Regions from separate parts of the Mus musculus genome. Here all the other regions are linked to region 3. Evidence: chromatin loops called from intact Hi-C (ENCODE). Cell type or tissue: left cerebral cortex. All regions are shown on one strand.

Region 1 (2,500 bases), 170 kb after region 3:
CGAAGTTTTAGCACCATCTCTATGTTCTCTCTGCCTGTCCGTGGTCTCACTTTGAAAATGGTAGTGAGCACTAGCCCCCTTTAGAGGTCTGTGGCCCATCGCTTCCCATACTACCAGCGCTGTGACCTTGGACAAGTTGCTTAACCTCTCTGTGCCTTAGATTATTGTGAACAAAGTGGGAAGAGTGGTTGTACCCCCTGGGCTTAGAAGAAAGCAGTGAGCTAAAGGAAGTCGGGGAACCTGACAGGTTCTTTGGGTTCCATAAAATGTCTGTATCTCTGCCCCAGCCCCCAGCCTCCACCCCAGACAAGGTTTCTCTGTGTAGCCCTGGCTGGCCTGGAATTCACTCTGTAGACCAGGTTGGCCATGAACTCAGAGATCTGCCTGCCTCTGCCTCCCAAGTGCTGGGATTAAAAGCGTGCACCACCACGTCTGGCTAGAAGGTCTGTATCTCTGATAGCTGAGAAGGGGGCTGGCAGGGGGAAGAAAGGGCATAGGTAAGTTGTTTCCCATGGGTGGTTCCCTCGGGCAGTCTCGTCCCCCTTTGCTGACCCATGCCCCTCTGCCCAGTCGCCTAGCCTGGGGTCAGGAGGAGATGCCATCTGTATTGTAGAATGGTTTAGCTTGTATAGGAGGTATGTGGGAAGAGAGAGATAAGAGAGTTCGAGGGTCATTTAAGACAGCTGCCCTACTGTGTGCCGCCCCACTACACGGCTGTAGTCAGAGACCATCCACATCAAGGGTCGTGAACATCAAGAAGCCAAAGCTTCAACCTAGGCTCTAACTTCTCCTAATGGAGACTGAAGGGCCGGCTGCCTTTGGTGTCACCACACCAAGCGAATCCATGTTTTCTTTCCTTAGCTGCCTTGGTTTGCTTGTGTGCTTCTGTACATTTCAGCTCAGTGAACACTTCCTGGGTGCCAGGTGCTAGGACCATAGAGACTGATTCTGCTCTACTGGCCGAGTCTGAAGGCCGTCCTGTATCTCAGCTCCCCCAGGCGCCAGTGGGTGATTGACAGCGGCTAGGCATTTTCATCTGATGAGCCAGGTGCTTTCATGTGCTGTGGACTTCCTAGGAAAAGCCCAAAGATCTGTTTTGGTAGCAAGAGAAATAAAGAAGACAAAGGCAGGAGGATCAGGGGGCAGCCTAGGCACCAGAGAGGATGTGGGCCCAGGGAGAATGAACATTGCTTGATGCTGCCATCTAGTGGTGCATATGGGCACCTTCAGGGATCAGGAGGAAAGATCTATCTGGGTGGGGCCTGGGAGGGGCCTCTTGGCGATGGCAGCTCTGAGATCACTTGTTTCTTCTGGTCCCAGATACAAAGGCACTGTGTAGAGGATTTGGAACCCCTCTGTCATCTCTGCATCTGCCCTGTTCCCTCCTCAGACCTTCATTCTTTCGACATCCCTCCAAAGGAAGCACTGTGGGATGCCCTAATGGCTTCCTCAAATATACGGAGGACGATAATAAATAAAATTTCATAGTGTCAACTGCTCTACGTGTGTGGCTCTTTTAGGAAGGTGAGGAAGGGGCGGTGATCATGTCATTGACTCTGGTGGCCTCTTAGGAGGGAAGTTCGGTCAATGGCACCATATTTGGGCCGTGAAGGGACACAGTAGCTTCTCAGGGCCCCTATGAAATATAAGGCTCCTTAACCACACTCTGAAGAGTTTAATGAGGTAACCGGGAGAAAACCTAACCAAGAAGGCAGGGTGACTTTTCCACACTCGTAGACAAGGAGCGCTATGGCCCCGGCCTGTGGCCTAACTGCTCTGTGGGGGACAGCAGGGATCAGGGCCACAGACAAGATCCTCCTGCCTCTAATACTGTGGAGTCTAAGTGTGAAGGTGGGAGGGACAAAAGCAGGGCAGGCAGATGCTCTGCTGTGACTTCTAGGGACGTCAGGAAGCGGCCTGCTCTCCAGCGTCCTCAGGGTGCCCGAGTTCTGACAAAGCTGGCAGTCGTGCATTTGAACCCAGGGAGACTTACTGTTGTTCCCCAGACCCAATCAAGAGTGTGGAACCCACAGCCTGTTTCATCCTCAACAGAGGCACCCCTCCCTTGCATTTCCATGGGGTTCTCGGGGCTATACCCAAAGGAGGAATTCAAGCCAGGCCCAGCCTGGCCTAGAGCAGCCTCTTTCACCTAAAGGCTTGGGGGTGGGTGGGTGAGGGGCTTCTATTTCTAAGAGAAGAGGGGGCAGGGAGTGGGAAGGCCACACCATCACTAAAGGACACTGAGCAAGGAACTTAGCCCTCGGGATGACATGAACGATGATCACTTCCCAACCTAGTCAGGTGTCCAATGAGGGTGAGGACTGTTGCCTCACTCTGTCCATAGCAGCCTGGGGACACCGACTGAACCTGCTTCTAGGCCACAATATCCAACAAATACTCTCAGAGCCCAAGGGCAAATGCCTCCTCCCCAGCCTCACCTGTCACCTGCCGCTTTAGTTCACGTGTACAAAGAAGAGTCTAAACCCCACGGTTAAGTCCA
Region 2 (2,500 bases), 65 kb after region 3:
CCACCACAACCTTTGGTCAGTCTGAAGTGCTTGCTTGCTCCTCTGTAGCCCACCTCCCAGCCAGCTCTACTGCTTCTCAGAATCTCTAATCAACCAGGGAGGCTGAAGGAGTCTCAACCCCAGTGATTTAGACATGAATTAATACTGAGTTTATTTCTTCTAAGATAGAATCACGCTTAATTGAATTACTAAACTTTTTCAAAGCAAATTAGGAGGGAAAAAGGTTAGTACATTTAGTTAAAGTAGTTTCTGATTGGTTGAAACACAAGGGAGGTGTCTTCATTAAAGCACTTGGGAAAGGGGGTGGTGAGCCACAGCCACTCCACTACGCAAACACTCTACAAGGGAAGTCACCAGCTGTGCCAGGGCCAGGCACCATGCAGTCACCTCACAGTGACCCACACAGTGACACTGGCTTTGAAGAACACCTCAAGCTCATTTCAGCACTCAGGCGGCAGTGGGAGGCCATTACCTCAGCACAAGGTTCTCTTCCAGTGCATCTGCATGTTTTCAGTCAACTGCAGTGTTCTAATAAAATTAAGTTAATACCCAGGAAGTTAAGTTTCTTTGGAAACTATAGGCACTATGGGGAAAAGCTTAAGACAGCAGGGGTCCCGTCAACAGCTGCTCCAGCCCTGTTCTCCTGCTCTTGTGTGCGCCAGGTCCTATCTATCTAAAGTTAAGCAAACCGAGGTGGCTTTTCGTCTTTAATGAGGCTGAGGGGGGGAGACTCTTGCATGCGCTCTTGGAGAAGAGTCGTACACCATGCTCCAGAGTCTAATCAGGCCCTCACAACTGACTGTGGAGGTAACGGGGAATTCCTAAAATTGAACAATTTGTTTATAAAAGCAACAGATTCCAGAGTTATGTAAAAACCCTAATAATTTTCAAAATAACCTTTATCTTTGATACAAAAATAAAGATGCTAACTCCTTTAGTTCAGTTTCCCACAATAACCTTTAAACCAGCAACAAGTCCGGGCTCAAAAGCTGCTCTTTGTTCCTGGAGGGAGTGAGAGTGGTGGGCGCCTTGTCCAACAGCGCCTGTGCTCTTCTTGAATGGTGCAATTAGACAGGGTGACAGGAGTGGCCACGGAGCAGGTGGTGGCTCCTTTAGAAAGCATTAGAGAGCCCTCTAGTGACTGTGGAGGGGAGCAGATGTGAAGATGACTGTCGAGACAGCCGCAGTCATCAGTGGTCATAAAAGAAAACTGGGGGAGGGGAAGCTCTTTTGGTTAACAGCCTATTTACAATTAGGTAACTATATTTTAAATACTTTAAACCTGAGTAACATTTATAAATATGCTATATGAGACCTCACAGCCACAGGTCATACCAGAATCCCTCTGTCCAGTACCTGTGTGTGCTTTCTTTCTTTCCCCAGTCTTCCTCCCTCATCAGTTCAAAATTTCTTGAGTGTCACGAGCATGCAACACCAAGAGAGGCACGCCCGGCCCTTCAGGCGCACTGTCAACAGGAGTGGCTAGAAATAGGTCTGCGCTCTCAGCTTCTGCTTTGACAACTCTCTAGATCCTGCACATTAAACACTGGCTCTCGAACCTTCGGCTTCTGCCTCTCAAGACTACTTTCCAGCTGTTCAAAGATTCAGCAATAGTTTATTGTGCACCAAGAGGCTTGGAAGAGTGGCACCGCTGCTGGGGGGTCGGGGCTCCTGCCTGGTGAGGCGGGGTGTTAGTGAACACTACGCAGTGGCACCAGGGGCCCTGGTGGGCATACGAGGCTTTGGGATCAATGGCTTGTCCTTTGGCCCAGAGATGACACATACTGTCACAGTACTCAGTGATGAAGTCCCTGCTGCATCAGTACGTCAGTTTTGAAGCTCTCCGGTTATAGCAAGGCCTCTCAGTCAGTGTGGATGCAGCGTTTCTAAACAGAAAATTATTGTCACTTATCATCAGAACCAGTTCCAGCTCCTGGAAGTCCTGGAGTCGGGCAACATCTTTGTCCTGAAACAAAACCGGGTAATGGATTAAAATTTTCTTTTCATTTAGTTAGCTCTTTATTACATTTGTTCGTTTTGTGTGCACACATTTGTGTTATAATGCACATGTGGAGATCAGAGGGCAACCTGTGGGAACTGGTTCTCTCCTTCCACCATGTGGGGCCCTGGGACAGACAGAACTCAGGTCTTCAGGCTTTGCAGTAGGTGCCTCTACCCACTGAGCCAACTTGCCAGCCCAAGGCAACAGAGCAATAGCAGCAGTCTGTGTCTATGCTTGGTTGGTTGTATTAATTCCAGGGTCTTGGTTCATCTTTAATCTAAAAGGAAAATTAAATCCCTGAGACAGCTAAGCAGTGATCAGCCCCCACATTTAATCTGAACAAGAAGGAGAAAGTTCTGTCTCTGTTGCAGGATGAGAATGCCCTAAAGGGACAGGCAGGTGAGTGTCAGGTTTCCTCAGGAACTTAGAGAAGCCAGAAGCTTGATGCTGGAGAGCCCATAGCTGGCTGGAGCATCACAAAGATGCCAGGTGGGCCGC
Region 3 (2,500 bases):
ACCACATAGTGAGCTGGAAACCAGCCTGGGCTACGAGATAGTCCCTGTCAAAACCAGCCAAACAAAAACCCACCAACAAAACAATGACATCGGTGATGGAAAGAAACTGGTGTGTCTCATTGCACAGGTTTGAAAGTAGAGAAGAAACAGCCGCTGAGTCTGAACGGTGCATGGTGATCTTGGGGAAGTGGGGTTGGGGAGACAGCAGGTCTTTGGTTAGGGCCTCCAACGCAGGGGCTTCTGAGACAAGGGTAGTGGGGGGGGTGCTTTTGGAAGCTAGAGCATCTCTCTCTCTCTCTCTCTCTCTCTCTCTCTCTCTCTCTCTCTCCCTCTCTCTCTCCCTGGGTGCCTTGCCTTCTTGCCTTCATTCAGTCTTCTTCCTGGGGGTTCAAAGAAGAAACTGTGTCAAGAGCCCCAGGCCTCCACCTCGGGCTTGGCTGCTTCAGTTTCCACCCCCAAGGCTCCAGGAAAAGGCCTGTCTGGGGGTGGGGAACTGGGAAAAAAAGGAGTGATCTGAGCTGGTGCTAAAAACAAACCTGAGGCTCACACGCAGTCTCTCGCTCCTCCAAGGGCTGAAGCCAGGGAAGTACCCGGCTAGCTTTTTTTTTTTTTTTTCCATGCAGTGGTGGGTTCATAGAAGTTAAGAGCTGAGGTCACACAGTCAGAATTTGACTCTAGGGCTGGCCTTCTGCAGCCCACACCATCTCAGTCTGTTCTCACTGCGGAGGAAACAGGAAGCGATGGAAAGATCCATGCTTACAAAATGAAAAGAATTTTGCAAGGAGGCTAGGGGACCCTTTCCTGAAGCGGTCACATTGGGTTTATAGAAATACACATGTGTTCTCTGTGTGGCATAGTCAGTGGGCTAGAAGGGTCCACGGCCTCCCACCTGGTGGGATACTAGCCTCTAACATGATCCCAGCCATAGGGATTGTGGTGGTGTCCTTTGACCTCCAAGGTAATGCAGGTTCTGCAGTCACTCCAGGTTTCCAGGCAATGTCCTTCCCTAGAATGGCTCGCTCTGCCCTTTGAACCCCTGGCACCTGCTTGTCTCAATCACCACGGTCTCCACCCTTCTTTCATGCTCCCACCCGGGCCTCTACCCACTTTCCAAATATGTTTCAGCCTCACCTTCATCCGTTCTCCCAACGTTGTCTGGTGCCCTATGGTTTCCCCTGCTGAGGCGCCAACCTGCCCCACCTGGTGACAGCCATGTAGTGAGGGCGTTAGACACCAGGTGGCAGCACAGAGCACTTTCAGCTGGTGCCACCCAGGGTTTCTCTGCAAGAGGGATAAATCTGGGAAGAAGATACCAACTGTGGTGGATCCGTCCACACACAGATGCCCTGTATAGCCCAAAAGAGGAAGCAGCTCACGGTGTGAAGAACTTGTCTGTGTGGAACCACAGACTAGAACACACCATCTGAGCGCTGGGGAGCCACAGCCAGGTGGAAAGGGAGGGTGAGTCCCTGGTGCCAACAGGCCCCTTAAGGCCACTAAACTAATCCCAGACCGAGGTGGCATGTTGGATAGGGGACTTAACTCTCAAAGCAAATCTAGTTGTTTACTGATCCCATCTGTAGGGCAGGATAAAGTGGATCAAGGAATGAGCTGCCCAGTAAAGTCCAGGAGGGAAGTCTGCTACAAACCCCACACTCTGCGTGCCTTAGCTCCTATCCCAGTGTATGAGCTTGGCTGAGACCCACAGATCCTATTAATTATTACTTTGAAAACTCTGAAATCGGGTGCAGTAGCCAAGCCCTGGCCTGCATGCCAATTAGATGAGGGAGCAGGCTGGGGCAGAGGGCAGACTTGCTGAGACTGGGAGGGGTCCAGGCAGATCCAGATGGGCTGAAGTCTGGCGGAAGCCAGAAGGGGGAAGCAGGGTGTGCGCCGGTGCATAATTTAGGGGTGTTCACAAACTTTAAAGGTCTGTAAACATTCAGTGAGATGGGGGGTGGGGGTCACATTGCTGGTTCTACACTGTCCCTTTTGTTAGATCCAACCCACCCTGCCCACAGGCAGCATTTCCTGTGCCTAGGTCTTCCTGTCTCCTTTGCGCTTCTTTCTAGCTCCTGCTGCTATGCCCACTCTGGATTTGCCTTTCCCTTTTTCTTCTCTTGCCCGTTTTCTTGCCAGGAAATTCCTGACGCGGGACTCCTTCAAGATGCTCACTGGCGGAGGAGACACAGCGCATGCGTAGTCCATCTAGTTTGGAATCGCAGCCAGGTGGAAAAGCAGGGCGAGGCATTGGTCACCAGACTCTGTTCCCCTCTATGCCTCAGCTCAAACCTTGTTGCTCCTCTCATCATCCCATTCGATAGAAATATCTTAGTTCTGAATACTCAAAGGCAGAGTGGGCCTTGCTCACTTTGGGGACTGTTCCTCGTGACACGGTGGCCTCACTACCTACCTTCTAGGGAAATGACATTCTGAGAAATGCTGCTTTAACTTTCCCTATACAAAGCAAACTTTCACCCAATCTGTAATAAGTTAACCA

What was found. A loop is a pair of places that touch in the nucleus more often than their neighbours do. Peaks named below come from ENCODE experiments on the same cell type or tissue, not always from the same donor. Only the 100,000 strongest peaks of a DNase experiment are listed, where the experiment ranks them.
Region 1: a loop joins it to region 3, with 3 times the contacts of the local background. A loop is called at or near these places in 12 of 42 quality-filtered maps.
Region 2: a loop joins it to region 3, with 4 times the contacts of the local background. A loop is called at or near these places in 28 of 42 quality-filtered maps.

What each region holds. Positions count from the first base shown.
Region 1 is chr11:94,234,950-94,237,449 of GRCm38, reverse strand. It overlaps Wfikkn2 (WAP, follistatin/kazal, immunoglobulin, kunitz and netrin domain containing 2), which reads left to right. Exons shown (of 2, transcript NM_181819.2): 2 at 1-1,498. Among named protein-coding and RNA genes, the nearest start is that of Wfikkn2, 6.4 kb to the left of the region's middle. In left cerebral cortex, a CTCF peak has its summit at 1,216 (motif pointing left); a DNase peak (open chromatin) is centred at 1,205; H3K27ac peaks cover 1,473 bases.
Region 2 is chr11:94,339,019-94,341,518 of GRCm38, reverse strand. Ankrd40 (ankyrin repeat domain 40) reads right to left here. Exons shown (of 5, transcript NM_027799.2): 5 at 1-1,966. The coding sequence ends at 1,820. Among named protein-coding and RNA genes, the nearest start is that of Gm51871, 12 kb to the left of the region's middle. In left cerebral cortex, a CTCF peak has its summit at 1,139 (motif pointing left); a DNase peak (open chromatin) is centred at 1,131.
Region 3 is chr11:94,403,627-94,406,126 of GRCm38, reverse strand. No RefSeq gene overlaps it. Among named protein-coding and RNA genes, the nearest start is that of Abcc3, 12 kb to the right of the region's middle. In left cerebral cortex, a CTCF peak has its summit at 1,230 (motif pointing right); DNase peaks (open chromatin) are centred at 58, 497, 1,272 and 2,158; H3K27ac peaks cover 1,575 bases.